Regions from separate parts of the Homo sapiens genome. Here region 2 is linked to region 1. The links are chromatin loops, found by intact Hi-C in ENCODE. Cell type or tissue: CD14-positive monocyte. All regions are shown on one strand. Each heading gives the region's core, and the rest is flanking DNA. Links, peaks and the distances in the headings are about the cores only. Region 1 has its middle 240 kb from the start of HIVEP2. Region 2 overlaps HIVEP2 (HIVEP zinc finger 2).

Region 1 (16,639 bases), core at 6,273-11,272:
GTAATTATTTGTATCAACGTGCAATCCCACACTTAAACAAATTGGAGCCCACTCCAGAACAAAATTAAAATGGCTTCAAAGAATGACAGAAAAACATTTCTTTTGGCAAGGAATAACAGGAAGGCAGAAGGAATACAGGAGAGATCCAGTGGAGAGGATAAAGCAATGGGAGGCCTTTCCACATGTGTAGCCTCTTAAAAAAATTGCTACCATTCCTTATGTTGCCTATGCAGGATACAACCCTATCTCTTAGTAAAAATGGTCTCCCCACCCCCACAATTCTTGTGGCTATTACCAAACAGTGCTTCTTATAAAAGAAAAAGAATATGACAAAGCAACCACAAGGAAGGTTAAAAAAAAAAGATAAAACCCGGGGCTAGAATACACCCAGTTGATGCTCAATAATGATTGACTTAAATGTTTGTGTGGCACAAGGTACAGAGTGGATTTCTTTCACATCAATCTGGAAATTCATAGCTTCTTCAGGCTTCTTGTCATACATATCGTGTGAAATATTTTATGACACGGCTCTGTGGATCCTGAAATGCTCGGTCCCGTTCTGTCTGAAAGTAGCACTTCTCTCTTCCTGTTGGGCCCCTCACCAAGAGCCCTTAGCGTCTGAGGCATCTCCCTGGTTATACTTTCATCAGATGGTGAAGCGGCCGTGCATTCATTGCACTTTCCCCCCAACACAAGCACTTTCATTGTTATCATTTACTGATATCAAATAGAGAAGTAAGTCAGGTGAATCATCATATACTGTGTATTTATCACAAAATCGAGCCTACCCTTTATGCCTGGGAGAACACTGGCATGACCTAGTTCACTTCCCTAGGGCTGGATACCCTTCAAGTCTTCCTCCGTGAAGGAGAATCTTTCTCCTTGTATGAGCCAAGAACACATTTTAGTGCAGCATTTCCTTTGTAGTTCAGATCTATTTTAATTGGGTAAATCTTTCATTACATAAATACAAATATTAGCAGGGGCCAGATACTGTATCAGGCTCACCAAAGCCAAGTGGCTGGAGGTGCTGTGCCCCACCAATAGGCTTTTTTTTTTCCACTGTGATAATTTCTGTTCCTTAACATAGGACATCAGATAGAAACCATTCCATTTGCAGACAAGAAAATACATCTACTGTCCAATCTACATGTATTTGTATGGCCGGGAGGAGAGGGTAGACCATTCCAGGCCTGGGAAGCCGTCCAGGGAAACAGGAGGAAGAGAGCCAGGGAAGTGTGTTTAGAGTAGAGAGAGCATGATTAGACTCAAGCAAAGGAGCACATCACAGGAGGAAAGAATAATTATTTTGGACGAGTGGGCAGGATAGTTTGGGGAGTGCCCTGAGAGCTAGTAAGGGGTCATGGTCATGACATCATAGGCAGTTGGGAGCCCTGCCAGACTTAGAGTGGTGGCATCTGAAAGAGACTAGGGTTAGGCATGCAGAGTGGATTGGGGCTACAGAAATCCATGGCAAAACTTATTCATGTCTTTTTAAAGTCTTTTTGGTTACAAGCATCAAAGCCAGCAAAGTTTGGCTAATCAATAAACAAGAACTTACTGTAAAGATGCAAAGTCATCCTCAGAAGTCAATAGCAGATGTAGCCCTGCCTCTTTTGACTCGGTTCATTCTTTGGCATTGCCTTTTGGTTTTCTCTACACACTGACTTGTTCTGATTCTCCCTGCGTATGGCCACCATGGCTCCAAAATTCATGTCTGAGCCAAACACAGACGCTGATCTCTAGTTATCCATTTCTTTAAGTCCAATTCCAAATTCCCAAGAGAAAGATATTGATTGTCCAGCTTGGGTCAGTGAGAACTCTGATGCAATCTATGGCCAAAGTGGAAGAGTCATGGTGGATGCTCGGTTACTTGGCCTTCCCTTTTGTGGAGAGGGGGATGATTCCTTGAGAAATGGTGTCATAGACTGGGAAGGAACTCCAAAAGATGTTTACAACCACCTGCCAGAAGTCTGCTGGTGTATTTTAATACTGCCATCCTGCAAGCTCAGTGTCAGTAAGAACAGAAGAAAGGGATAAATAGAGGTAATGTTTGTCATATTTCTAGAAACCGGACAGGTTTAGGACACATTGGAGTGCCAGCCATGGGAATAACATCAGGATAGAATGGTCTGGGCAAAGCTGAATGGGAAGAGGCATTTCCACAAAACTGCCCAAGGCAGTGGCACTACTAGGTTCAGAAGAATTCAGAGACCCAGGGAGGGCTGCTATTTAGAATAGCTCAGAACATCACAAGTGTGCTGGCTTTCCACTTTAATGTGAAGCTGGGTGTGGAGTTTTTAAAGCTCTATGCAAGACCTCACTGTTCCCAAAACATGGAAGGAAGTGTTTGACCTCAGAACATTCTCATATTATTAATCAACACACCAAATATTTACCCAGGACCTAGTCTGTGCCCAGTGCTGTTCGATACTGTAGTGCTCGGTCAGTGCTGTAGAGACAGAAGGGCCATCCCTCTGCTGTTGTAGAAAGTCCCTTCAGGGGTTCTGGAGGGAGTTGGGTGCCAGGAAGTTTCCCAGACTCCTCTCAGCCTCCCTTCCCAAACTCAAAGAAACGTGCTCCCTCCACTCTCCTCTTCTGCCTGCCAGAGTTTCCAGATTTGTTCTGTTTTGCAGTTGCGTCAAGCCACACTCAATTCCAATCCTAGCAGAAGGCATAAATTAACATTTTATTATGCGTGCTTGTTAGGGTCTCTTAAAGCAGACATGCAAATTCGAGGCTCCCATAGTAAATTAGGGCATACCCAGATTTTGCTGAAAATAAATCAAGTCGCCCTGGCCAAACCCTTGGAAAGCAGCACTTCTCTGAGCTATCCTGGGACAGATGCTCCCCTCAGCTCCTGCCCCAGGTTGTTTACCCTGGCCCCTGGCCATTTCCTGCCCCGTTTGGCACCCAGGTCCTCTCTGTCCAGCTGCCACTGGCTCATAGGACTCTTGGTCGACTTTCACTTACAAGGAACCAATTTCACAAGCAGCTGTAGGTGAGCCTTTTACGGGCCTCTGGCGAGTGAGTGAGAGGCCTCGGGCCTTCTCCCACAAGCAGCTGGACAAATATATCTGCCTTGGCTTTCCAGGGGGACCAGCTATTTTGAGGCTCCCCTTTGATTGACTCTTCCTACTACTGTGCCTTTAATTGCAGTTTATGGATCTTAAAACCTTATAGAACAGGAACTTCAAGCTAGACAGAGCTTGATTGGATTTGGCGTGGCTGTGGCGGAGGAATTCGAATTAGCAAAATCAAAAGTGAGAAGTAGTTAGTATGCACTTAGGCTCTACTAGGTTCCATTTTTAATTGTTCTGTGGCCTTTCTTTCCAGCATGCTGATTAGGTCATATAATTTTGTGTGTGGTTGGAGAAAGGTGGACAGGGGAAAGAGAGAAAGAATGTTTTCCAAGTCGCCACTTTAATTTTCAAAGTGTCCTTTCACATCCCTCATTATTATAAATTATCTGCCTCCTTGGGAGCATGCGTGGATGATCCCACCCAAATAGAGAAGGTGGTAAAGGCAAGGAAGCCATCACTGCCCTCCTGAGTCAGCCCACAGGCATCGGTCACAGATCGAAAACCCTAGTTCTGACCAGGTAGGTGGAAGAGCTGACTTCAGGGGCCTTGTGCCAGCCTAGATGAGCATGGTAAGTATTCACGGGGGATATTTGAGCCTCCCTATCTTAGAGGTTACACTGGAAGACACCATCAATTGGGTCCTATGTAGTGCGAGTGTGTGGGAGTGCCTCCAGCATTCCTGCAAGCCTGCTTCCAGAAGACTACTTGTCCCTCCACTCCTGTGGCTCTCAGGAAGTTGTGTTCCTTCTAAGTGCTGGAAGATACACCGGAACCTGAGGCTGCCACTCTGAAGGCTCCAGTTCTCTGCCATGTTGCTATCTCTATTTTATTTCTCCTTCCAAACAGATGCTTCTTAACCTCCTTCCTCCTGCCTCTCACCTCGCTCCCAGCTTTTCTGAATCCTTTCTCTCCTTGTTTCACTCAGTTCTTCTTTGCATCTCATTTCACCTTCCTGCTCTGTAGAGAGCTATGCGTGGCTCTTACCTTCCCCCAGTGGCATTTAAAGTGTTTCTTGGTGCAAAACATCCTATTCATTGCCATAGAAACAGGAAGCTCAGTGTGGAAGAAAAAGGAAAAAAAGAAGTCTGACACTCCAAAGCTGTGCAATTCTGTTATTTTGCCCAAATCCATAAACGGCAACATGCTGGGAGATAAGCAAAAGCCCGCCCGCTGCTAGAACCAGAGAAGGAAGGGCCTTCCATTCCTAGGAGACTGTCTGCAGGTTTTAAACCAGGCCCTTAAACCAGGCAAGAGCTGGCTCAGTGGAAAGAACTGCTACTTTTCTTTCACATGGAAACTCACAGCTGAGTCTAGAGAAGTCAGACTGCCAGGACCCTGAGTGAGGAGTCAGACAGACCTCGTTCTGTGATAAATGCTGCCTCTGAAAAGCTGCAGCCTTTTGGACTCCTCACTTAACCCCTCTCAGTCTCCTTAGCTATAAAATAAGGATATGAATGTTGCCACGGCCTTTTTGTCAGGCTCTGATGAGGGCATGTGGTGCTGTACCTTCATTGCACTCCTGCTGGACTCACTGTTTCCTTACCCCATCCTTGGAAAGCACAAGTTTGGGTTATCTATTCACCATGGTAAACACCTCCCTGACATAAAACTAAGAGAAGAACTTCACATTCACATAATTCCTAAAATAAAGCCAATCATCCACAGCATTCTTTAAAATATACTAAGAAGTATTTATTTTTTACATCTTCATGCAAAACCTGGACAGGAGCCTTCTCCAAACCATTGATTTCCAAGATGCATCTTCAACCTACCCTGAGTACTGCCTTTTTCTTCTGGGTCCCAAGAACTCTAGAAGTTGTTATTCCCTAAGCTGAGAACAGGCTGGGTAAGTATGGATCAGAGCTTCAAGCTAATGATGTGAAGTTTGCTGGTTTAATCTCCACCCAGCCAGTGGGTCTCTCCGAGGCCATCTATGTTCTATTCCCAGAAGTGCACCCTACCTTTCAACAACTACCTTTGTTCTGCATCTCTTAGATTCTGCATTTGGCATCCATTAATCACAGGGACAAATGAACAGCCACAGTTGTTTGCATCTTCCCTGTGATCCACTTGCACTGGCCCATAAAATTGCATTAACAACCCTCCGATCCATCCCAAAACTAGTACCTCGAACCACCTCATTGAACTAACTCCCACAAACCCAGTCAATAGTCCCCTGCCCTAGGGCCAGGTACCAAACTAGAAACCACCCCACTAGACCAGAGCTCACTGACTTTATTCAAACTGAGCCACCCTAAGCTGTTTCCCTACCCTCCCTTTCCTCTCCTATGAAAAACACAATGAGGGCTCTGGCCATGGTCTCCCCTTGCACCTCCTTCTGCCTCCTGACCAAACCTGGTGCCTCCCCACGTGGCCTTCTGTGATGTGGTGGCCCCCTTTTCTTGGAAACTGTAGGTAATAAAAACCTTCTTTCAATGGCACTGGCCTCTCTTGTCATTACTCATTCACTTCCATAAATTAAGAGCTGGGCACAAATCAACCTTGTCCACATCTGTCATACCAGTGACAGAGATACCCTGGTAATGAGGTGTAACTGGTTCATCATGTACACATCACACGCTTGGTGGTGCTAGCTCAGCAGCATCTTCATCTATAAATAAGGCAACCATATGTCCCACTGTGCCCTGTAGAGTCCAAATTTACCCCTAGTTGACCTGTACAATTATTAATAGTGGCCTCATTCACTCTCAAAGCAATTCTGGTTTGGAATATAAATGATATGGTTACCCTACTATAAAGGACAGAAAAATATTCTTCTATGAAATAGGTAAAAGTCTTTGTTTCAGGGGACTAATTGCAACTGAGTCATTCAGTGCCATATTTCCACTTGAGGAAAGGGTCTAAATGAATGGTACAGACATTCTAAAAATACAAGTGCTTGTCTTCACATAATATGCAAGAAGTTCAAGAGGAAAAACCAGCTGCATGAAGTGTGTATACAAAGCAGAGCAAAGAATCATGATTACGCTGAGGTTTCTTTCACGAGCATCAAGGATGATGGTAGCTTTGTTCACCGTGACCCAAAAGCTGGACCAGGGTAGGAATCACTATGGACCAAATGATCAGGTGATTAGCTCATGTTTTCGTGTCTGGTATCTGACAGGAGATTTAGTCATTCAGTCATTCTGCAAATATATTTTGTCTCTAATATGTGCTGGACACTAGGGATACAATTAGAATCAGTTTCAGTTCCTGTCTTCAAGAAGTTTTTTCTGTAAAGGAAGACATTGACACACACAAGAAGTATTTCAAAAGGCACAAGCACAGGTTACCATGGGACCATTTACGAGGAGCACTTGTTCTAGTCCTGGGGGTTATTAACTGACTTTATGAGTGAAATTTGGGGTGGGTGTGGGGAGATTGGAGGGTAGATTATAAGACCCTAATTCAATCTGAACCAGTAAGCATAGAGACCACTGTCTAAGGTCCTGGAAATCAAAGGACAAAACCTGAGGGCATTGGAGCATGAGACTGGGGGACAGTCCAAATTCAAGCAACCAAATGAACAGAATATAATGATGGCCTGAATGCTGCAGAAAATCCAGCCCCAAGTTCTAGCATTTCTTGACAGGTAGAAATGAGGAATGTTAAGGACCGCTAGGAAAAAAATACATCAAACCCAATATATGAGAGAATTGATTATGAATGCTCTAGATTTTTACCCCAACCCTAAACTCATCCCATTCTTCCCTAGGTGCCAGGACTGGTGCTCATCTTTGCCCTTCAACGCTGTAGCCTCAGTTCCAAGGAGGAGAAGGATCAGCTGCGTGCCGGGGACAACTTCCTCATCATCCTCCCAGGGAAGTCTGTCGGAGGTTGTTTGTAATCAAGCCTTAAAAATCTATGACATGCAGCTGCACTGTCTGTGATGGCACGTACGTCAAGGAGAAAAATTCATGATTTGGGAATGCATAGAGCTATGTTTTGCTCCTCCACACCCTAGTCAGATGCAGAGTTGTTTTGGTCCTCTACAGAGTTATAAATAAAAAGCCAGCTCTAAAGATTTGCTGAAGCAAACCCAAGGCCGAAGGAGCAATCCTTCTTAATTGACCTGACTTACACAATGCTTCTGGCATATGGTCTTGCTCTCCCCAGACAAAGAGAATGCCTATAAAAAGAAATACATAACATTGGCCCTAGCATTATTTTAGAGTCACAGAATGTAAGTCACAGGGGATATTAGAGATCATTTTGCCCTATGCATGCATCTTACAGATCAAGGGTGCCAGAGGTTGTGGAGCTATTTAATAGGATTCCTTGACTGGGATCCATTTTTATTTTAGAAACAAACACAATTAGATTCAATACCTTGGAAAACAGAATTTTGGTACACTTTGAAGTTATAGACAGCTGTCTCTGTTGTATCCTTGATACACTTAGAATAAGCAAAAGAGTAAAATAGGCTATGTACTATACCCTCAAGTATTCAGTGCCTCATAATACAACCCCCAGGACCTATCATCGAACTTCTCCTGATTAGTGTCCCCTACTTGGGATGGGTCTCTCCATCCTCTTACGCGTCACCAAATTTCCCTATTATGTTTCCTGTTATCAGTGCCCTGACAAAAGGGTACTGGTCTGATAAACTCATTCAGCTCAGGGTGTACATATAAATAGTAGCCTAATGAGAGTAAATTTGTAAAATACTTATCCACTAAATAACAATTTTTAAAAATAGAGGCCAACATTTTTTAGTATCAAGGTGCAGACATTGCACCAATCATTTTAACCACATCATCTTATTTAATCTTGTCAACTCTACAACATAAGTATTGTATTATCCCCATTTTTTGGATGAGTAAAGCAAGGTTTGGAGTGGTCTCCCAAAGTCATACTATTAATAAATGGTCAAGCTGGGATTTCGATACAGGCCATTTGAATCCAAAGCCTATAGTTTTCACCACAGTGCCATGAATTGTGACTGCTATAAATAACAATGACAACAAAAACCATAATACTTGCATATCTGCTTTAATGTATTTCTTCCAAAAGCACAAATCGTGGCCATTCAGACTGGTTTACTTTATTTTTTTCTCCAGCTTTATTGAGACATGATTGACAAATAAAAATTGTGTATTTTCAAGGTGTGCAACGTGATGATTTGATATACATATACATTATAAGTGATTACCACATCAGTTCACTTCCAGAAGCCTTCATATAACCGCTTATTGGCAACTTCCTCATATCTCTGTATTTCCATTCATTAATTTGGCCCTAATAATTTCAACAGCTATAAAAAATAACAGCAAGTCCAGACCTTCTCTGACAATGAAGCTGCCTCCATTTTTCCAAGATCAAGAGTTGCGGCTGGTTGTGGTGACCCAGGCCTGTAATCCCAGCACTTTGGGAGGCCGAGGTGAAATATTTAAATTAAAAAAAAAAAAAAAAGGTGCAACGTCTTTGTCATTCCTCTGTGCTCTGTTTTCAGTCATATTATTTTCTTCATCATCGTTACTGACCTGCTTCCTCCCTCAAGACTGTTCAAACTCCTCTGGCTTCTGGAAATGGTCTCTGTTACTGTAAGTGGTCAGAGACAGAAGGGCCATGAACGTGGCCTAACCCACTCCAGGAAACCCATCACCTTTTCAACTTCCCCTTTCCTCACGCCTCCTCCCTCCCCCAGCTGCTCTCCCTACTCCTTCGCTTCCTCATTTGCAGCATAAGAAAATGTGCCCGGGAAACCAGCACAGGACAAATCCTGGAACACACTCAACATTGTACTTCCCATGAAGAGAGCAGTCACGTCTGGGCCTAGAAGCTCACAGTCAGCCTCCGGGGCTCTGAGGAGAAGGGGCCATTACCTCAGCCTCCCAGAGACAGACTCAGGCGCCCTGGCACCGCCACACACAGTGACACTGCCTGGCAGGGGGCTGTTTTTCACTGTCTCTACTGTCTGTGTGACTCCTGCAGCTGCCTCCAGTTCTCTAATCCAATCAGAGCTACATTGTCCTGTTTCTGTTATATTCATGCTCAGATTGCCAGACACAAGATATTTATCAATTCTGGCAAACCTGTCTCTCTCAAGAGAGGCCATCTCTGAGTCAGGCTGAGCTGCCTTACCTGCCCAGACTGTTCAGGGTCTTTCTTGGGTAAGACTCCACTTTCTATGCCTTTTCCAATTCATTCACATTCCTTCATGCTCTCCAGGATCCTTGGGGGCAATTTAGTGCCCTTGATAACGTCTTGAGTGTGGTGGAAAGCCCCACTTCCTGCAGGGTGGTGCATGACATGGAAAGGCTGAGCTCCTCTGTTGACAGCATTCAGTCAAGGACTTACTGACGTGTTGTAACAAGCCATCTCCAAACCCGTCTGGTGGAAAACTGATGTACCTGTTCAAGGGGTGCAGACAATATTTAGAAGTTTTCCCCAAAAGTTATAATTACATTTTTCTTTCAAGTAAGACACAATAATGACCTCCCCCCCACCCCCCGCAACATGCGCGCGCACGCACACACACACACGTTCTAATTCCCGGAACCCTGTGAATATGTGACCTTACCTGGCAAAGGGGACATTGCAGCTGTGATAAGTTAAGGATCCAGAGTTGAGGAGCGTATACTGGATTATTCAGGTGGGGTCAATGTATTCACATGGGTCCTTAACTATCAGAGTAACTTTCCTAGCTGTGATCAGAGAGAGGTGGCTAAGACAAGGCAACACTGCTGGCTTTGAAGATGAAGAAAGAGAATGTGAGCCAAGGAATAAAGACAGCTTCTGGAAGCCAGAAAAGGCAAGAGAATGATTGTCCCCTAGAGCCTCTGGAAAGAAGGCAGCCCTCCAGTCACCTTGCTTTTACCCCAGTGAGAGCTGTGTGGGGCTTCCGACATCTAGAACTGTAAGATAATGAATTTGTGTTGTGTTAAGCCACTACATTTGTGGTGATTTGTTATGGTGGAGGTGGGAAACTCATATAGGCCTAAAAGAAGGAACAGGTAGTTCAAGGACCTTTTCTTCTTAGAGCCACATTAGATAAGAAATTATCAAATACCCACCTCTTAATTGGCAGTTACCCTCTCAACAGGCAACTGTCACAACATCTATGAAAAAGATAAGGTCATTGTGTCATCAAATGGGACTTGCTGCTATTTCCTGAAGAGATTCAACATGAGAAAGTTTGAAAAAAAAAAAAGAAAAAATGTAAAAGACCAACATTATCCAAACGACTTAGGAATATCTGTTGCTACTGACTGGGAAAAACATGGACTGTTACATATTAATTTTAACCCTGAGCTCATTTCCAATGCAAACTGTTAACCTTTAACAGCAATGTTCTTTTTGATTACAAAGGAAATAAGCACAATGCAGAGTTAAACATTTTGTTTTCTAGAGTCTGAAAGACATAAAGGAATACTGGAATTCTTTGAGATCATTTGGAGTCAGGGCGACTTGGTTAATGTCAACTCACAATTAAGGCTGGAGAACCTGTCTGCAGCCCATATTGTGGCATTTGGGAATTATGCAGGGCCCAGTCATCAAACTTTCAAGTGGAGAAAACTAGATCCAATGCCATTCTGGTATGAAGTGGTTACACTTGTCCAAATTTGATCAAGAGTGTTTAAAGCAAATGTCAAGGTAATTGAAACTTTCTCTTGTCATTCGAGTTTCATTTCACACCTTCTCCCAAATATTACAAAAGTGAATTTTCTTTGCCCCAGCCCTTGAATATGGCATCAAAAAAAAAAACAGCTTTGTGTTCTTTTATTACTTATCTTTATTTTAATTGTAAAAAAATTGAGTTAATAAAAATTGCTACTATTTACTGAGCAACTATTATGTGCCAGTCACCTGAGATTCACTATCTCATTTAATCCCTCAATTAAGGATTATTATTTCCATTCATTACATGAAAAAAATGAGGTTGGAAAGTCTAAATGACTTGCCCAAACTCACAGAGTGAGAGGTGGTGAATGCCAGAACATCTTCACCGCTCCTTGGTCCAGGGGCTCTTGGTTCACTCATTATTTCCTATGTTTCTTTAGTATGAAATATAGTCAAAGCCAAAAAGAAGTGTAAAATAAAATTTATTAGTAACCGGTGGGTCCACTATGAGTTTATGAGTCCATGCCCCCACCTCAAATTTGGGCTTCCCATAGCAGTATGCAGAGAGGACCACCAGCTTCCCTCTCTGGGGTAGACGAATAGGGAACTAACAAACCTCTTCCTCATTTTTAAGTGTGGCTTAAGCAGTCAGTAATTAAATTTATCTTGTGATACGGCATCCTGAGAGGCCTGGAAGGGTAGGAATACCAACATGGCCTGAAGGCACATGTCACAATTGAGGATCACAAGTTACTTTAGTTTTATCAGTGCTTCCTAAAAATGTTTTCCTAGTATCCTAGTGCCATGCACATTGGTGTATTTGCTGTATCAAGGTAGTTAGCCCTCAGATGTTTCCTCTTCTATAGTTCCTGGCCCACCCTCCACTCTTTACATCAAAATAATTATTTCACAGAGGTTTTCTACTGCAATGGCTGCTGGGGAATAATTCCTCAACTCTCTCCTTTCTTACCTTCCTTTTAGCTGCCTTAATTCTGCTCCATCTTGCAATTTCATTGGCCAGTCTTAATTTCTCCAATTTGCTGTGTAGTTGCCATGATGTTATGATTTCCTTGTGAATCACATTACAATGTCTGGAGCTCCGTTCAGGTGGCTGGAGGACTTTCAGCAAAGAATTAGTAATAATAGTATGATTGCATTGTCTGCTACAAGAACAACCAAGAATAAAATACAGTGAATTCATTTTTTCTGGTTCTAGTCACTTAAGTTTTGCTATCCAGCAGGAACAATGCTGTTTTCGCTAAGGAGCCCACCTTAGCTCATTGGTGTAGTGATCAATACTTATGACATTTTATCACTTACGTAGGTATATAATTAATATGATACAATTACTGTTTATATGCTGTGGCAGTGGATTTAAAAAACACGAGAGGTGATAAGACAATGAGTTTAGGGTTTTTGTTTGGGTTTGGTTTTGAGTTATGTTCCCAGGCTCAGAAGAATCACTAGCATTATGGGCAGTATACCTGTAGATGGGTCAAAATATGACAGTAAATGCCTTGTGAGAAAGTAGGTCACTTCTTGCGGAGATTGTTCTAATGCAAGAAATAAAAGAGAAAGCAATCCATCTGGGATCTGGCCTTTCATTTTTCTGATTTAGAGTTCGGGCCGAAATGTAAGAAAACCTGCATTCTGTTCCTGTGCTTAGTACTCATTCTTCCAGGATTCCTCAGGGTTACAAGTAATAAAACAGGCAGAGAATTGCAAGCAAGAAGACACAAACTTCCTTCTAAAATATTGGACAAGGCCAACCTCTATAGTCAGACTAATACAGAGTGAAATTCAGGAACAATGATACCAGCAAACAAAACCAAAACGAAACAGAAAGCTGTATGCCAACTCAACATCAGGAAATATGACTACCTATAATTTGCCTTAATAATATCTGAATGAAATGTAGAAATTATAAGTAGGAGAGATTAAAAATAAATTACAAAATTTACAGGTGCTAGACTAAGTGTAATCAGACTTCAAACACATCCAGATTAAATATCAAAGGCCTTGATGTAAAATATTTCATTAAGGGAAGCTGAGAAAGCCTTGGCATACTAAAATAAGAGAAGAACAAACATTAATAATAACTTTGTTATAAGGATGACTGATACCTGTAGTAACCATGCACAAAATTTTCTTTGGAGTTATTATTTTCCCCAAATTTCAGTATTTCTAATGCACATCTCAAGGTCATAATTTTTCTTCTATTTCTGAAGTTTAGCAAACACATTACGAATTCCCTGGAAGGGGCTAGAGCATGGGAAGATAAAGGCAAGGGGCTAATATTTTCTTCAGATAACTGACCAAGAAACAGTGAAGATGTGTTGAGTGATATCTTCAAAATCATGTATTAGACTTTTACTTCTAGAAGATGAAATGGTTTGCACCAAACCAATTATTAAGAACAAACAGAAAAGCCAGATAAAATATTTTTTAAAAAAGTCAGGAACAACAACCCTCTACTTGAAGGCATTGGAAAGAGACTGAGGCAACCAGGATTTGACGAACCAACATCCTGGAGAGAAGAGAAAAAGGAGAAACAGAGAGCTGAGCTGATATTCTACAAGCAGGTTTTCCCCTTAGAGCAATTGACAGATTTTGGCTTGAAACCAGAAGTTAAGAATCCACTTTACAGGACTGAGCTAATAAACAGAGAAATAAACAGAGCTTATAGAAATCTCACACGGCTGTAGACAAAAAAAAACACACAAAAGAGAAAACAAAACAAAAATAGTAAGATGGGATGGTGGGGGGAGGGGGACGGGGGGGCAGTTGCCAAAGTATCCAAGACTTAAGGGAACAGAATCCAGGAGAGAAGGGTAGCAGGAGGAAGTAGACTAGATATACTCATTTTCTCCAAGAGGCATTTGCTGATTTTTTCTTAAGCTGCATAAGACAAGAAGCAGAGCAGGAAGTCACAGAAAATCAGAGCAGAGTTTTTGACCTTCTCACAGAGTTGAAGTGGCAAAAATTGGAGTTCAGAACCTGTCAAGGTGGAGAAGCCCCAGTCAATACTCCAGGATCTCAGCTGAGACTTCTGGGGGCTACACCCCAATGAGGAGTGAACCAGAAGTCGATGCAACTGTCAGAACTTCAGAACAATGTATACACTCACACATACAGACACCCTATTGGTTGTGTTTCTCTGGAGAACACTGACCAATAAAGAGCAAAGGACTCAAATGGGAACAGGAGAAAGCTTTAATTCATGTAACTGGAACTCCAGAGGCAAGGAGAGAATGACAATGAGGAAGAAACACTATTTGAAGGTATAATGGCTTAGTATTTATCAAACCCAATGAAGGACTTGAGCCACAGATTGATTCAAGGAGCATTATAAAAACCAAATTGGAGAAATACTAAGAAAACCATACCTAGGCACCCCACTGCTAAAAACAAGAAAAAGAGTTTCTTGGGAATGATGTCAGCAAAATGGCGGAGTAGGCAGCTCCAAGATCCAGTACCCCCAAAAAAACATCAAAAAAAACAGCAAAAACTATCAGAACCAAATATATAAGAATGTTGAGAAAGAGTCATGATTTGCAGCAACTTAAGAAAATGTGGAATTAAGAAAAAGGCAACTTTTAAAACTTCCTGGCATTCAAGGAAATCTTTGTCAAATTGCCAATGGGACACAAACTAAGGGACAGAGATTTCAGTGATACCACACTTCAGAATTTAGGAAACCTCATATTTTTGGTGGGAGTATAAAATGAAGCAGCCACTGTAGAAAACAGTTCAGCTGTTTCTCCTGAAGTTAACATAGAATATCATATTATCCAGCAATTTTTCTCCTAGGTATATACCCAAAATATTAAAAACAAGGACTCAAATGGATACTTGTATGCCAATATTCATTGCAGGATTATTCACAATAGCCAAAAGGTAAAACAACCTAAATGTCCACCAACAGATGAATGGATAAACAAGACAATATATCCATACAATGGAATGTCAATCAGCCATAAAAGGAATGAAGTTCTAATACGTGCTACATCACATATGAACCATGAAAACATGCTAAGTGAAAGAAGTCAGTCACAAAAAAGTAAATATTATTATTCCATTTATATAAAATTCCTACAATAGACAAAATTATAGAGACAGCAGATAGAATAGAGATTACCAGAAGCTGGGGAAAGGCTGTAATGGGAATTTATTGCTTAATGGATATGGAGTTTCTGTCTGCGATGACGGAAAAGTTTTGAAAATAGTTGTGATGGTCACACAACATTAAAAGTTGCTAGATAAGATGGGAACCTTATTTTCAAAGGATCAATGACACTGACAGCTGACTCCTCTAGAGAAACAAGTAATCAGAAGATAACATACTAATATGTTTAAAGTGTTTTAAAGTGCCAGATCTACCAAGAATTCAATAATAGTGAAAATATTCTTTACCAGTAAAAGGTAAGTAAAGGCACTTCTAGGAAAAAAACTGATTTTTTTTTTTACTTTTATGTTAAATTCAGGGAAACATGTGCAGGATGTGCAGGATTTTTACACAGGAAAACGTATCTCATAAGGGTTTATTGTACAGATTATTTCATCACCCAGGCATTAAACACAGTATCCATTAGTTATTTTTCCTGATTCTCTCCCTCATCCCACTTTCCACCCTCCAATAGGCCCCAGTGTGTGTTGTTCCACTCTATGTGTCCATGTGTTCTCATTATTTAGATTCCACTTATAAGTGAGAACATGCAGTATTTGGTTTTCTGTTCCTGCATTAGTTTGCTAAGGATAATGGCCTCCAGCTCCATCCATGTCCCTGCAAAGGACATGATCTCATTCTTTTTATGGCTGTATAGTATTCCGTGGTGTATATGTATCACATTTTCTTTATGCAGTCTATCATTGACAGGCACTTGGATTGATTCCATGTCTTTCCTATTGTGAATAGGGCTGCAGTAAGCATATGCATCCATGTGTCTTTACAATCGAATGATTTATATTCCTTTGGGTATATACCCAGTAATAGGGATTGCTCGGTTGAATGATATTTCTGTTTTTAGGTCTTTGAGGAAATGCCACACTGTCTTCTACAATGATTGTACTAATTTACACCCCTACCAACAGTGTATAAGCATTCCTTTTTCTCTACAAACTTGCTGGCATCTCTTATTTTTTGACCTTTTAATAATAGCCTTTTTGACTGGTGTGAGATGGTATCTCATTATGGTTTTGATTTTCATTTTTCCAATAATCAGTGATGTTGAGCTTTTTTAAAAATTTTTTTGTAGAGATGGGGTCTTGCCCTGTTGCCCCAGGCTGGTCTCAAACTCCTGGGCTCCAGCAACCTTCCTGCCACGGCCTCCCGAAGTGCTGGGATTATAGGTGTGAGCTACTGCACCTGGCCTCTGCCATTTCCTTTGTCTCTTTACCAACATTCAGCACAAGGATGTCCTTCATCAAATTATTAAGACTAAGGGTCAAGACAATTGCTAGAAATTAGCCTGAGCTTAACCCAAGTTCGTCTTCTGCCCTGTGCAGCACTACCATGTATCTTATTCATCCCCCTCATTAGCCTACCTACCTCATTCACACCCCATTTAGTGTTTCCACAATGGCTGATGGAAGCCTAATGCAACCAATATCCCAGTAGGAAGTCATTAACTACCATCTCCCCTTTACAACTACTAAGAGAGAGCATACCAAAATAATGGTACACTCCCTGCCACCCCCATTCTATCCAGCACTCAACAGTGAGGATCCTGACACTCGGTCCCCTGGGTACAGAAAACAAACTCACACAGTGTTGCCACTGGAAGGTCAGAGCCCTTCAAATCGTATTCCTACATAATCACCTGTTACTTCTTGGCAGGCCAGCCTTTTCTTGACTTCAATTCAGTTATTTGGGCCCTAACTAAAGTGATCTTCCAAGACTGTTGTTTTGGCCTGAAATCCATTGGGTTTAATTGTTTTTAAGGGTGCTAAACACCATATTAAACAGTGTTGACTGATATCTCACTTATTTGAAT
Region 2 (16,639 bases), core at 3,825-8,824, 210 kb after region 1:
AATAAATTTCCTTTTCACCTCTGTAATTTGAGCCCCACTACTTTGCCTCTACCCTACTCCAGCAGCCTGTTAACAAGCCTCCTTTTGGGGCTCTCGATTCATGGAGCTGGAGCTCAAGAAGGGAGTGAAACCCCATAAACAAACAGCTGTGATCAACAGGCTGTCCACTGGGCAATTCAACAGAGAGGACCTGCGCTCAGGACCAATCCAAAAACGTCTGTTCTTGTGACCTCCCCTAGAGCATCGGTATGATGTATACTCCAATTGTACTTTGATGGCCTTAAAGGAGCAGAACCACTTTAAACATATCTAAAGTCTAATAACTTTTCGATTTATTTCACCCCATGTATTTCTAACTAATCTTTCATCTTCTGAAATTTCAAGCCACTCCATTACTCAAAAATCTTCCTCAGCTCTCTCTTACCAACTGAATTACAGAAAATCAAAGAAACTCAAAGTTTGAGAGGTCTGAAAGGACTTTTAGCACAACAACCTAAAGAACAGGGCAAAACAACTTCACTCTTTCATTCAAGTTCCATCACAACATGGTCCAGGCCTTCCTACTTATGATTCTCAGATCCTAACCTTGTATATTTCCCATCTCCTGACTTTCACTCATGCCACCATTTATATCATACTCTATTTGAATGGTGCCCTCACGATTTTACAAAATCCAACTCTTGGGCAGCCATATGTGGTGTTCCTACTTTCACTTGTAACATATGTCCATCTTCCAACCCATCGCTGCTTCTAAAGATGTTAACCAATCCTCAAGGTCCACATTTTCCAGAAAAACCTTTCCTGGTTCATGCAATTGGTCTTTTTCTCTGAACTTTCATTTCATCTGGTTTATGCCTGTTTTTTGCATATTCTGTCTTTTCCAGTAAAATGAGTTAGTCATGCTTGCCATTAACAATATTAGATTGCATTCTCTCTGAGAACATGATGTAGGGTTCACATTTATTTCTATATAGTTTCTAGCCCATTGCCAAAATCAGAACAGGTACTCAAATAATTGTTGGCTGGGACCTTTGATTGGTAAGAAAATACAGATGACTTTGGAACTAGAAAAATTTAAAGGAGTGATTTAGACTGGAATGGACTATAGCAATCAAAGACCAAGAACTAAATTTGGATAACTTGGTGCCTTCAGGTTGACTGGGTTGAGAAGGGTGCTAAGTGGTAGGATGTCACTGTCAAAAACATACTTTTCCCTATTTCAAAATTTTGCCTTAGACCAAATATGTACCTATGGAAAAAGACTTCCTCTCATCTTTTCCTCCACTCTGTAAGATACCACCTCTCAAAAAAAAAAAAAAAAAAAAAAATTCTGAATTCTACACAACGAATTAAAAACACAGTTTTGAAACAAAGTACAAAGGAACCAAGCATAATTTAACCTGTTTTGTAGAATATCAAAAATAACTTTCCTTTTTTAATTAACAATAGTCTATTAAAGGGCAGATTTTAGGGATACAAATCTGAAACACTTGAAGAGCAGGTGTATCATTTTAGAGGTATCTAAACGTTATTGTCTCTACTATATGGAGCCTGTGTGTCTGCCTAACACATAACATGCATTTTCTTAATTAGAATGCATGCTGAAATACCTATTTTAATAAATATATCATGACCCAAGGAAATCATTATGATCTATTAAAGAACAATTAACTATAAAAGCATTAGCTATACAGAAAGAGATAGCTTCAAATTGGTATACACAGATTTCTACTATCTATAGACAAAAATCTATCTGAACATTTTTCAAGACCTTAAAAGATGCTGTGTTTACATAGCAATGGTATAGTATACATTGGCAGATGATTCAAAATATTTTAGTATATATCTACATATATGAGTATTTATAATCTGAAAATTAAATCCCATGATTTTAAGACAATTTAAATATAAACTAGGCAGGGGAGAGTGCAGCAGTGTTAGAGAGGAGGTCACTGAGGAATGAATGAATATATATTAAGCATGTTTAATAAGGCTTTATACACCAACATTTTTTGAGATTACATATATCTAAAATGCAAAAAAACCAACTGCCTCTGTTTTTAATCAGAAATATCTCAGGGTCATTATCATAAACATAGATCACCATAGCAAACCTACTCATTTATTTATTTCCATTTACTAGGAAAATACTTAGGGAGCCTCTTCTATGAGTCAAGTACAACATTAAGTCCTGGAGATAACAGTATCATATGGGGCAGGCATGGTCTCAGCCCTAGTAGAACTTAGATTCTGAGTAGAAAGATCAAAAAATAGCTACTGTAAATTGGGGGAAACACAGTAACAGCTTCTGAAGCTACTGAGATGCTTACATTTGCTTACCCCTGCACTCTTGTTTCCTCCAGTGGCCTATATTTTGATCTTTAAGATCTTGCTTCTGATTTTTATAGTTTATCTATTTCCTTCTTCACTTTCAGGCTGTCAGTGATTACATTTGCAGTCAACATGCCATCCTTTACCAGTGACAATGTTTGACTTCCATATACTGCTCCTAATCTCTAGCCAATCAGATCATCAAGCCTATTAAAACTAAGCCTAAAATAAGGACAAACAAGCTCTGAGTGAAGGCTGAATAGGTATTTTCTACCATTGCAGTTTGATAAAATCATTTCATGCATTATCCGTTTCTTTCTGATGAGATATTTCTATTACCCAACTGACCATGCCACCCATTTAAGAAGATAATTTAAAGAAATGTTTTACCAACAAAATTTCCCACTCTTCTCTCATTCTCTTCTAAAATAAACAAAACAGGCCAGGCATGGTGGCTTGCGCCTGTAATCCCAGCACTTTGGGAGGCTGAGGCAGGCAGATCACGAGGTCAAGAGATTGAGACCATCCTGGCCAACATGGTGAAACCCCATCTCTACTAAAAAACACAAAAATTAGCTGGGTGTGGTGGCGCATGCCTGTAGTCCCAGCTATATGAGAGGCTGAGGCAGGAGAATTGTTTGAACCCGGCAGGCAGAGGTTGCAGTGAGCCAAGATTGTGCCACTGCAATCCAGCCTGGTGACACAGCGAGACTACGTCTCAAAAAATAAAAATAAAGATAAACAAAACAAAACAACAACAACAACAACAAACCTACACTTCTGCTTAGAAGCAAGATCCCTACTGCCAGAAAAGTCTTCTTTAAGTACAGTCCATAGAAATGGTATCTTAATATATAAACCACTGTTTCTCAAAGAGTAGTTCTCAGATCACCGGCAGCAGAATTACCTAATTTACCTCTTAACATTAAGGTTCCCTGTGCCTCACCTCAGACCTAGTGAATCACATGCGTAGAGCATGGGGGCCTGAATTTTTTAACGCTCCTTGAAAGACCATCGTGCATGATACAGCTTGAATCCACTGATCTAAATAACCAAAGAGTACACATTGAAAATGTCAGTCTGAGCCCTAAAGACTCAAGTCCTCTATTTTACTACCAGTCTGCAAAATTTAATGAATGCCACCCTCTGCAATGCACTGGATAAAATTAAGTTTAAAAAGTTCAAGACAATAAAGTTTAAAGGTCACCTCTACCCAGAGAGTTTCCACTTTAATATGGAAGACAAAGCACAAACACATTAAAAAAAAAAAAAAAAAAAAACTTAAAAATAAGCACAAACAACATTTCAGGGGAGCCCAGTGAATAGAGGACAAACGTGCTGAGAGGGGCAGAGCCTAGGACTGAACAGAATACAGTTGGGATTCAGAAAGGAAGAATTCTAAAACAAGTTTGGGGCAGAATTTAAACATAGCAATTTTCAAGTGGGTCTCTAAAAAGGTGTGATGATTGCCATAGGGCATTTAAGATCAAGGAGAAAATATGTATAATCATATCTCTTGGTACCATAGTCAACACAGAAAGAGAAGTGTCCTGCAGGCTTATTAAAAAGATGAGATATTGGTTTGGGAAAACCTCCCTGAAAAGAAGGTTTTATAAACATATATTATCTTTTGAGGCAGACAGAGGAGGTATTGTTATCCCCAGATTTACAGACGAGGAGACTAAGAATCATCTGAGACCCTTTTTTGCAGGGTTCTTATTATAGGACAAAGCTGGTCCTTTCCTTCCATCAGGGACTCTTTGCTCAGCCTGACACTGCTCCCAGGAGAAGGATCATTAATTCACTGTCTCAGAAATGAGACAACAAGCCATTCAAAAACATATTTCTCCCTCTGTCCAGTTCAAGAAACAATCAGGGGAAATGTGTGTGAGTGTTTGTGTGTCTGTGATGCGTATGTGTGCATGATATGTGTGCATGCATGTAGATCTATGCATGAGTGTGTGTGTCGAGGGTATCACTGACTAATTTAACTGACCGCTCATCATTTCATAATTAATGAGTTACTGTATTTTAGTGTCTAATGGATGTTTCAGTGCTAGTACTTATGGCTAATGATACTGAAAAGCAAAAGCCAATCAAAGTCTCTGACTTTGTGATTTGATTTGTGATCAAGATAATTATCTGAAATCTCCATACTGGGTTAGTGACAGCAGGTTTCCTCTGGCTGTGCTATCCAGTATGGTAGGCACTAGCCATATGTGGCTGCTTAGGTTTAAATATAAAATTAGCATTAAATAAAATTTAAAAATTAGTTCCTCAGCTGCACGGCCACATTTCAAGTACCCCAAAGCCACTTGTGTTTAGTGGCTACCATATTGGCCAATGCAGTTCAATTGGAGAGCACTGCTCCAGAGTGTCAGTCTTTCTGAAAAGACAACTTCAGGCCTCAGTGTATACAACCATTGTTATTTACATCTAGTTCCAAACACATGCTAATAACAGTGATCGAACTTTTGTCCCTCCCACTAAGGCTTCTCAAGCCCCTCTAGTAGAATTCATATATTTCTCCTCAGAAATCCCTTCCCCCTTCTCCTCATCACACCTCTCTTCTCGTGGCTGTTTTCATCCTGGCTTGATAGCTACGTGCACATCCATCTCCTCTACAGTCAGCTTCTCAAGGCCAGTGGGTCATGTTCAGTTACCAGTAATGGTCCATGGCCTTTTAGGAACCGCGTCGCACAGCACCAGGTGAGTGGTGGGCAAGCGAGCATTACTGCCTGAGCTCCACCTCCTATCAGAGCAGCGGTAGCATTAGATTCTCATAGGAGCGTGAAACCGACTGTGAACCGCGCATGCGAGGGATCTAGGTTGCATGCTCCTTATGACAATCTAATGTCTGATGATCTGAGGTGGAACTGTTTCATCCGGAAACCATCCACCATCCCCACACCATGGAAAAATTCTCCTCCATGAAACTGGTTCCTGGTGCCAAAAAGGTTGGAGACTGTGAGTTTAAAGAATGGTAAGGTTTTGTGATCATTCCTACGAGGTAGATGCTTAGGTGGAATTATTGCTTGTGCTGCACATTTATAAGGAGAAGAAAAAATCAAATGATTTTAGAAGTGGGTATGAAAATGTACTTAGCAGACATAAATCAGAAAAGCACTGGGCTGTATTGGAGGTATTGTTATCCCCAATTTACAGACGAGGAGACTAAGACTGTCATCAGCCAGCACACAGAGGATGGCCCCTTACCACAGCAGGGAGACAAAACCAGGACTCATGGTGACCTATGGGAACCGAACTGCTTAGCTTAGGATGAGCTTGTCAAAAAGTTGTATCAATTCATTTCTTACTCATGCTGTTACAACATCTTCAAAAACTCAAGCCTTGGGATGCTAATGAGAACTTCTACTTTCACTCTGACGACTTCTGAAACACGAAAAACGTACATTTCCTTCATGCTATCATTTGGATAGTTTCAAAGTACCTGAAGTATGAACAATATCTGATTTTTTCAATAAACCAGTTTGAGGGGGAAAACCCATGGATCAGGGCACACTGGCTGTCCCCATGAAGACAGAAAATACTAAAAAGGATTGAAGAGTTATCACACTGGTACTTCACTGCTCACTGCTTTCTTTTGCCAGCTTCAATGCCATACTTAACTAAGTATCTAATTGCCATACTTAACTAAGTTTCTAGGCACTTTCCCACAAGCCTTGGAAGAAAGAGGTGTCTACAGGGCCACCATAGACCAGAGGAAAGGTAAAACACGGGAAATGAAACCAAGTAACGTGGTGAGAGCACAACTGATGACAATCACAGAGAGCACAGTCGACTGCAGGGGGTGCTGAATGTGGCCTTCAGAGGAAGTGAAACTTAGAACAGGGCCAAAGATGCATCACTTTCCACAAGAAAAGTCACCCACTCTTGCCCCATCCTCACCTCCACGCCATCTCGTGGCTCACCATTGTGGCATTTCTTCATCGTCAACATTCCAGATTGATAAAAAGTAGTAAATTAAAGACTGGCCCAGCAAAGTCCCTGATCAGCCGGATCACCAGCAGCAAGTTGCACGTTTGCACGTGTCTCTCCCACCACAGTGTACCGCAAAACTCAGTCAGGTTAGAGCCCTGAAATATTATCAGGCTCTCAGTATATGAAAAAAAAAAAAGTGCCTGAGATGTGCTTGGAGATTGCAGTCATAGTACTGGGGATGGGCTCTGGCAGCAGCCCCTTGAAGCAGAACCTGAGCTAACACTGCGTATCCGTAGGTAACCGTGGGCAAGCAACTGACCCTTCTTGGTGCCCCCATTTTCTCACATGTCAGCCACAGTTATCATGTGCCATCAAATTTAAGTGGTCTACCAATTCTAAGACATAAGCTTTTTTTTCATATTTTAACATTTTTGAAATCAGAATGTGTCTTACTATGGATGGCATCTTTCAAAAAAAATTGGAATCTTTGTTTTCCTTTCTTAGAGGTACATCAAATGCCATCTTACAACCGATGATACCTTAGAGTCTATGAAATTTGGAGCCTACTTTATAAAGTATCGATAAAGATTAAATTAGTTAATTTAGGTCAAGTATTTAGAATAGCGGTTGGTCTTGAGTAAGCTGCTCAGTAATTATTAGTCACTATTAAATTTATGACTCTGAAAATGGGCAGAGTCATAACAGACAATCAACACATTTTTACTCATAAACTGTGTGTTAAAATGATGGCTGATGCAGAAGTGTTGCAGGGAGAGGTTAAATGACTATTCAAAACCTGATGTATCCCCAGCCCTTGGTGCATAGTAGTTGGTACATAATAAATAATTGTTAACTAAATCAATTGAATGCACAACCCAGCCTTACTCATGCCAAAAGTCTCTTCATCAAACATAAATATCTAATATTCTTTCCATACAAAGGGAAACCAGCAAGAACATGGTTCTTTTATGCTAAGTGACAAAGAGCAGATTCCTACTTTTTGAAGGCTTTGAATATTTTTCCAGATGAAGACTTCATGCAGGTTTTCTTCTCCGGTAATGCCCTTTCTACCTCAACTTTCCACAAATTTAAATCCTGAGCCCCTTCTTTTAAGGCCCAATTCAAATTTCATCTCCTCTAAGAACTGTTTTTCCCCACTATTTCTCCCCCATTTAATCTTCTTTCTATTCCTACTCCTTACATTTACCTCAGCTACCATTAAACACTTAATTTGAACCTCACTGGACACAATAATATTAAAATATTGTGTAAGAATGGGAACTGGGTCATGATTGTCACTGCTTCCCCTGGAGAGCCTTACGCAAGAGGGAAATCTGCTTGAATCCTCTTGTTATGTGTGGAATTGTGGCCCCCCAAAAAGAAACATTGAAGTTCTAACTTCCATACCTCAGAATGCAGCCTTGTTTGGAAATAAGGTCCTTGCAGATGTAATTAGTTAGGATGACATCACACTGTAGTAGGGTGGGCCCCTTATCCAACATGACAGAAATGGCGAACACTACATGAAGACTGAGGCAGAGACTACAGTAATGAGGAGCCCAGGAACAACTAGGATTGCAAACCATGGCCAGAGGCTGGGAGAGAGGCACAGAACAGATTTCCCCTCACAGCCCTCAGAAGAGCTAACCCTGCTGACACCTTGGCTTCACACTTGCAGCCTCCAGAACTGTGAGACAATAGATGTCTTTTGTTTTCAGCCACCCAGCATGTGGGACTTTATCACAGCAGCCCTGGCAAAATCTCTATTGCACCTCTCCTCACATAGATGCTATGACACTGGACTCTCTTTTATTATGGACCTCTAGCCAGCCTTTCTTAATCTTGGTGGCATCACTCCCTTGAATCAGGCCTGTAAAAGTTAGGGTTTCTCCAGAGTTAGCCCCACACTCTCTTTTCGTCTCTGTTCTCTTTACACCCTCTCATCCACTACAACTCAGACACCATCTATACATTAAGGACACCCACTTCCATCTCCAGACCACCCCTTCCTCCAGACTCCTATGATCAACTGACTACTTGGCATCTCCATTTAGATAATTCAAAGCCGCTTTAAACTCAACAAATCCAAAAACAAAAGTCACCACTTTCTTAAACCTGGCTTTCCCCTTAGTGAGCCCCATCCCAATAAATTGTGCCTCTGCCCATTCAGGCATGCAGACCACACACTTAGGACTCATTCTAGGCTACGTCCTCTCCTTCACTCTCTACAGGTACTATCAAGCCCTATCTATTTCTCCTCCTGGAAATCTCTCAAATCTCACCAATCTTTCTCTGGTCTCCACCTCTACCTCTTTAATTCACTGTAGTGGATTAGTCTAGTGTAGTCATCTACTCCCTGGTTTACTGCAGTAATCTCTTGACTAGTTCTAGATCCAATCTTGCCACCCTCCAATTTGTTCACCATGCAAAGCTCAACTACATAGTCCAAGTAAATTTCAAAATGCAAATCTAATCCTTTCATCCCCATGTCTGAACAACTTCTATGGGTTTCCATTCAAGTTGGGATGAAGACCAAAATCCTAAACTGAGTTTATAAGACCCTGTGTGGACCAAGCCCTGTGCAGCTCCCTTGTTCTTGGTGCTCCAGCCACAGCAGTGTTCCTTTACGCCTTTGATTAGAACCATGATCCCACTGATCACAGGTCCTGTGCCCTAGCTGTTCCCTCCACCTGGAGAATCCACCAACCCCTTCACTTATTTAATGCTCCCCATTAGTCAATTTGGGCTCAAGACATCCGTTTCTCAGAAAAATCTTTCCCTGACTTCATCAAAGAGATGAAGCTCTCCTGTTCTCCTCTCTCCTGGCACCTTAAAAGCATAATTTATAATTATAAGAGTAGGAAAGAAGTTATCAACTAATTTATAATTCTACAGCTGTATGATTGTCAGATTAATATGGATTAGGGTCCTCCAATGAGGACTGAAACTCTTTGTTCCTGCTGTATCCCCAGCTCTCAGATCAGCATCCAGCACCTAACAGCTACTCAATAAGTATTTGTTAAATAATCAACAGTAAGCAAATATCCTTTACATATTGAAAGAAACTACTGTTTTAATTGTATACCATATTATGATGGAAATTATTTCTCTAGAAAGATACATACAGTATTTAATTTTCCTAAGGCTTCTACTGTAGCATAATGGACATACTATAAATGTGACAGGCTGGTTTACTGTATGTTAACTATATTTTAAATGCACTTCTTCTAATATTGTACTGTTAATAATTATGCTGCCATAAGCAATTATTAACTTATGTCACTCATCCAAAATTTCAAAGGTGATTAGTTGATAACTTCTTTGCTACTCTTATTCCAATAGTCCAAAAACAAGTAAATAAAATTTTACTAACAGTTTCGTATGTGATGTACTGTTGGTTTTATCACTAATTCTCTCTTCTCCAGGATCATCAACCTACTTGATATGAAAAACAGAATACATGAATAATGAAAACAAAGGTTATATCACTCCAACCCTATTAAACAATTTTCCTCAAAATTTTCTGAGTGCAGATCTTGGTACAGCTCTGCATAGGGACAGTGACAGCCACCGCAGCAGAAGCAACAGGTATGAATGACATCCACGTGACACTACATGCGCTGCAAGTGGCAACAATTCTGAGTGCATGTGGATTCCAAATAACAAATTTTATTCTCATTAACAGTGATGATAAAAAATATAACACATATTTCTAAATGATGGGAAAACATTAGTATTTCCTAACTTATTTCATTAAATAAGAATCTTATAAACAACTTCCAATCACACATGTACTCAACTACCACCAACCTTGATACAGAGGAGTCCAAAGTAAAGACAGCAAAGCTAATCCATATCCCAAATAATCATATCTGAGTATTAGACACAGAAATTCTGCTCTTATCAGATAAAGAAAGTAGCTTCACACACCTTCTCAAAATCATAATATGCTTCTGTAATTTTTTTTTTTTGAGATAGAGTCTTGCTCTGTTGCCCAGGCTACAGCGCAGTGGAGCAACCTTGGCTCACTGCAAGCTCCGCCTCCTGGGTTCAAGCAGTTCTCCTGCTTCAGCCTCTCGAGTAGCTGGGATTACAGGCATGCACCACCACGCCTGGCTGATTTTTGCATTTTTAGTAGACAGGTTTTGCCATGTTGGCCAGGCTGGTTTCAAACTTCTGACCTCAAGCAATCCACCCACCTTGGCCTCCCAAAGTGCTGGGATTATAGACGTGAGCCATCATGCCCGGAGCGTCTGTAATTTTAACAAGAACAATGTGAGCCATGAAATGAAACTACAACAGTCTCTCTACTTCAGTCTCAATACCTTTTTCCTTAAACCCTTTCCTCTTTGCCTCCCTATTTATTTTTCCCTATTTATTTTATTTACTTTTATTTATTTATCAATAGAGACCGGGTTTCGCCATTTTGGCCAGGCTGGTCTCAAAGTCCTGACCTCAGGTGATCCGCCTGCCTCGGCCTCCCAAAGTGCTGAGATTAAAGGCCTGAGCCATCGCTCACAGCCCTATTTATTTTTTTCTATTAAACGAACTCAAGAGTTAAAATTACAACAGCACCCAGAGAGTTGCCACGAATGTGGATGCGGCATTCTTCTAGCTGCATCCTCCTGGGTCTTCCACCCTAAAGCTTTAACAGACCGCGTGCCTCCTAACGACAGCATCTGGATGTTCTGCCCTGGCTTTGCGACGCTGCAGGCCTGTGGCTGTTTCAGAATTGTCTCCCCAAGATTCATGCCCATGAGATCATGCCAAGCTGACCTCTTCAGAACGTGATACCCTGAAGCACAGCTGTAAAAATAGAGCACTCCATAACAACTTCTTATTCACCAATAAAAAACATAATGTTCTTTCACTTTTAGGGAATTAACATGTTCATGTAATTTTTTGAAGACAAGGTGAAATAAATGAAGAAAAGAGCCTTAAGTTATATAAATGTATTTTCTCATGACAAAACAATGTAAAAACAAACACAGGTTCCAGTAATTTAGAAAAAGTGATGTCATAAAAGCCATGTAACCAAGTCTGAAGTCTCAAATCATTCCCACTATAATTTTTTAAATATTAACACCTGTAGTTAACACATTCATGTTTCTTTATAATACATAATTCCCTACCTATTATTTTACTTTTAAGTCATGCAATTTAGATTGTTTTATTCTTAAAATACATTCCTCTGCTTTGATTTTTATGTCTTTATTAACTTCAAGTTACCCATCTGTCCATTTCTCTACCAAATTTAATGACATTTTCATTTACTCACACTGGCTTTCTTAATTCCAGTATATTTTCAGTGTGTTCTTATTTTACAGTTACAAAAACACAAGCAGAAAGAAGCCTCAAAAATTATACAGACCTTTGAGGCAAGTCACCTCAACTTTCTTTTTTAATGAAACAGATTGAAATGAAAGTAAAATTAGAAAACAATACTGTTAAATGCCCTTTATGTGAAATATACAAAATATTCTCTGCTCTCTTCCTGATAGTTGTTTTCTTCGCCAGTTTCAGAGCTTTATAGTTTAATATTGACTCATAATTGTGCTTTAAAAATTAAAAAGCAAATCCTATTATATTCTTATTGGATAGGTAAGGAATGTATTTTACCAGCTGCAGCTCACATCAGGAACCGTCTATAAATGTCTTCTATGCAAATCTAGATCCACAGTAACAGGCTCAAATGCAAGCCATTTTTTTCAGAATCACATTTCTTTTAAGGAAACACATGTCACAATGCAGTTTATAATATGGGTAAGTTTATCATTATTCTACTCAAAGACCCACTTTTATAATTATTCTCTTACTTGCCTTCTACAAATAAAGTCCATGTTCAAACCTATTAAGCTTTGGGAAATAAGATGTAATATACATTATCTATGCAAAAATAATAAAATGGCATTTTAAAATACTGATAAGTTTATTGAGTTAAAAATTGATACCCTGACATGGATCTTACTCTGTTCCTTTCACATTTAGTGTGCTATTCTCTAGTAATGTTAATAAGTTGTAAATAAATGTAAGCAAACTCTACATTGGTCACTGATGTGAAAGAGCAAAGAATTAGTCCTCAAAGGAGGCAGAAATGTTAACCTATTCAAAGGATGTAACAACAGAAGTTGAAAAACACTTTGTTCTGTATAAAAACAGAGCTTCCTAAGTATATTTTTATGTCATTAGACATAAACTCTTTAAAAGTATTTCTACAGTAGGAAAGTTGGTTCTATCAAATTTAATTATTCTGTTCACTGTAAAGACACAATAGTTGGATCTTTCTATAAGCCTAACAAACATTTCCTCTACCACTCATTTTATCTCCAAAGGTAAGAATTACAGTCCCATTTTGTGTAACTGCTACATGAGGTCACAGAGTTATAGCTAAAAAGAAAGTCACAAATGTAAGGATAATATCCCTTCTATCATATTCTGCTACTTATTTGTCACTCAATTATCTTTGTATCTCCGAAGTCCTGGCTTCCAAAGGTTCGGCATGCAGAGCTGACCTTGGTCTAGTCCTCCGTCACATGTGAGTGGCTCACGGCTTCACTTTGAGCCCTACCCATGGTGTCCACTCTTGTACTATCCAGATCACAGGTATGTATTAAAGACCTCCTCTCTGACAACCAAGACCCCATGATTCTTATTGGATAGCAGGAGGGAGAACTCATTTGGAAATTCCCTAATTTCCAGGAAATCAATTCCTGAATACATCCTGTGCTTCAAGAATTTAGAAACTGGGTTATCACATAGGTAACAGAAGAATAAACTTCTCTGAAGAAAATAAAAGGGATGAGGTACCTACCACCAACAAGGAGATAAAAAATTTTATACTCAGATTGACTAGTCTGGATTAAAAATTTATTAATCCAGCTGGGCATGGTAGCTCACGCCTGTAATCCTAGCACTTTGGGAAGCTGAGGCAGGAGGATCACTTGAGCCCAGGAGTTCCAGATCAGCCTAAGCAACATAGGGAGAACCCATTTCTACAAAAAATTTAAAAAATTAGCTGGGAATCGGAGCACATGCCTGTAGTCCCAGCTACTTGGGAGACTGAGGTAGGAGGATCCTGTGAGCCCAGGAGGTAGAGGCTGTAGTGAGCTATTATCATGCCACTGCAATCCACAGTGAGTGACAGAGGGAGATCCTGTCTCAATATACATATATAAATCCATCTCTTTTCCCCAATTTATTCATTCATTCACCCATTCATTCAGCAAAAGTATACAGAGCTACAGTAAGGAAGCAGGTCATGAAAAAGGAAAGTCTGGGATTTGAATTAGGACTGCCGGAGCTTAAATGCAAGCTCCAAAACATACTAGCAGTGTGACAAGATATTTAACTTCTCTGCCCTTCCAATGTTTTCATCTATAAAATAAGAAGACAAACAGCCCTGCCTCAAAAAAATAAAAAGTTTAAAATATGAGGATAGGCTGCGCAAGGTGGCTCATGCCTGCAATCCCAGCACTTTGGGAGGCAGGCAGATTGCTTGAGGCCAGGAGTTCGAGACCAGCCTGGCCAACATGGCGAAACCTGTCTCTATTAAATATACAAAAATTAGCCAGGCGTGGTGGCACACGCCCGTAATCCCAGCTACTGGGGAGGCTGAGGCACGAGAATCGCTTGAACCCAGGAGGCAGAGGTTGCAGTGAGCCGAGATTGTGCCACTGCACTCCAGCCTTGGTCATACAATGAGACTCTTCCTCAAAAGAAAAGAGGATAACACATGTAAAAGGCCTAGAAAAGTGTCTGATGTTCAGTTTTTTTTAATTATCATTATGAACTAAAAATCCCATCAGATTCTGAAGTTACAGTGATAAAATAAGGCTCTATTGCCCTATCCCTACTGAGGATTACAATCTAAGTCAGGCCATGTATTAATCTCAAACCAGTAGTTAATCCTAATCTGAAATAACTAGGGAGAAAAAGGATTGTCAAACTTCTTTTGGAAATCTAGGACTTAATCCTCCTTTAGTCAGAAACTTTGGGATCTAATTTAAATGCCTTCTCCACACTTCCAAAAAATCAAAGCTTAAATAGTCAATCACCCTAAATAGCAAATGACAGATCAAACTACATGCTGGCAATTTCCTAATTATTAATCACTTTTCAGTTCTTATCTTACTTTAACTCTCCATAGCATATGGTATTGATGCTTAAAGTCTCTTTGGGGAAACTCAACTTCGTTGGCGTCTAAGACGTGACCCTTTCTTCATTTCCCTCCTCTCTGTCTAGTCCACATCCTCAGGATCTGGCCTCATCTTACATCTCTATCCCATTTTTCACAATCTCCCACTTGTCCTTTAAACTTCAGCCATACTAAGCTCTTTAAAATTCCCCAAACTCGCTATGCATTCTCAAACTCTCACCAAGCTGCTCTCAGTGTCTATTGATCCTTCCAAAGGCAGCTGAGGGAATGTTCCATTTCACCTCTTCTGCAAGGAGGGTTTAGGGCTCCCTCCAGGCCCTTCTTTTCACCCTCTGCTTCCCCCTACTTTTGCCCTTATTCCAATATCCTAATTCTTGAATTGCAAGTCAGTTCCTTCACTTGACTATGATGTCTTTGGGGATAGCAACACAAGCTCTCAATTCGCATTTAATAAATATAAATAACCACATAAGTATACTTCTAAAATTTTAAAATAGTAAGATCCAGAGTGGCCTGAACTTCATTTATTGAGTGCTTACTACAGGCCAGGTTCTTTACATATATTAGTACACTTAAGCCTCATAAGGTCTGTTTTAAGAGGTATCCTGGTTTTACAGGTGAGCAAACTGGAGGCTAAGGGGATAAACGTAACTTGCCAAAAGTCATACAACTAGAAAGTAACTGAGACAGTACTCAAACCCAGGCAGGCCAGCTCTGAAACCCACAGTTCTGGTCCCACTCTATACTGACTGCCTCTTTTCCAGTCGTAAGTCTGATTAAGCAACAGAACTGGCTCTCAATAAGAATTATGACATGTACATCCCTAGAGAGCCTCAAAAACAGATTTTTTTAAAAGACTGTCTTGTCCCCTCCTATTATTTTGCAGGTATGAGCATGTAAATACATAGTATTTATATGAACATGTATTCATGTAAACACATAGTACTCTCCAGAAAACAAACATGTTTTAATATAAATCCTGCCCAACATCTAACAAACTATTATCAATAAATCAGTAATTAGTAAATAATTATACCACTAATAAGAGATAAATATTTCATAGTTAAATATTTAGGCCAGGCGCGGTGGCTCATGCCTGGTAATCCCAGCACTTTGGGAGGCCAAGGCGGGTGGATCACGAGGTCAGGAGTTCAAGACCAGCCTGGCCAAGATGGTGAAACTCTGTCTCTACTAAAAATACAAAAATTAGCCAGGCATGGTGTGGGAGCCTGTAATCCCAGCTACTCGGGAGGCTGAGGTAGGGAATTGCTTGAATCCGGGAGGCGGAGGTTGCAGTGAGCTGAGATCGTGCCACTGTACTCCAGCCTGGGCAACAGAGCAAGACTCCGTCTCAAAAAAAAAAAAATCATAGTTAAATATTTAATAGTGAACAATAAGATAAGCATGAACCAAAATATAACAGATGACATTTAAAAATAAGATAGTTAATGCTACCTATTACATTTCCCATGATGTTAGCTACAGTCTCCTATGTTCCAACCAAGAGGATATATTGAACACTTTGGAGAAGATTTTCTTTTTCAAAACCATTCATATTTGATTCCAAATAATATTCCAATTCAGCTGATATATTGGATGGATCCCAAACACACCATCTGTTTTTTATTCAGTTGTACCTTAGCAAGGCAGAGAAATGAAGACCCCTTGCTCAAAAATTAATTTCAAGACAGTGACAGCAGATCATTTAACCAAACTCAGGGCCCTTCTGAGCTTGGAGCCCTGTACAAATGCACAGGTCACATGCCCACAAAGCCAGCCCTGTGGAGCCCCTAGATTCTATGTCAGGCACAGTACCAGGCAGGAGGTACAGCAACGGCTTTTAATCCATAATCCCGATGTCCAGAAAGGCTCAAATGTAGCATCAAAGATCCTGTTAGGCAATAAATAATCAAATATGAAATAGGTTTAAGAACTCAAAGAATCTTTGGATCTCAAACCGCTAGGTAAAGGCCGAGGGTTAAGTGCTAGTTAAAATGATTCAAATTCAAGTGGGCCTCTCTTCAGCTTTGCTAAATGTCTTCTTTTATAAATCAATAGGTCAATGAGCTTTTTAAAAAATGACTCTCATTAGATGCAAAAGGAGGACTGCAGATGATTAGAATAGTAAATAAAGCACCAGGATTGCAGTATCATGTTTCTTTCAGTGGTTTTTTAATTTAATAAATGTTTATTGTGCATCTGCTATATGTT

What was found. Hi-C counts contacts between places; a loop is a spot of excess contacts. Peaks named below come from ENCODE experiments on the same cell type or tissue, not always from the same donor. Only the 100,000 strongest peaks of a DNase experiment are listed, where the experiment ranks them.
Region 2: a loop joins it to region 1, with 2.9 times the contacts of the local background. A loop is called at or near these places in 6 of 110 quality-filtered maps.

What each region holds. Positions count from the first base shown.
Region 1 is chr6:142,693,946-142,710,584 of GRCh38, forward strand. No RefSeq gene overlaps it. Among named protein-coding and RNA genes, the nearest start is that of HIVEP2, 240 kb to the right of the region's middle. RefSeq lists an enhancer at 8,637-8,866. In CD14-positive monocyte, for the core only: no CTCF peak of the experiment used is centred there; DNase peaks (open chromatin) are centred at 6,276, 6,896, 8,716, 9,336 and 1 weaker place; H3K4me3 peaks cover 2,452 bases; H3K27ac peaks cover 3,425 bases.
Region 2 is chr6:142,907,550-142,924,188 of GRCh38, forward strand. The region is part of intron 1 of HIVEP2 (HIVEP zinc finger 2); the gene reads right to left. Among named protein-coding and RNA genes, the nearest start is that of HIVEP2, 29 kb to the right of the region's middle. RefSeq lists enhancers at 1-77, 4,475-5,331, 5,964-6,033, 6,264-6,343, 6,364-6,453. In CD14-positive monocyte, for the core only: a CTCF peak has its summit at 6,147 (motif pointing right); DNase peaks (open chromatin) are centred at 5,632, 6,182, 6,992 and 7,592; H3K4me3 peaks cover 1,307 bases; H3K27ac peaks cover 2,114 bases.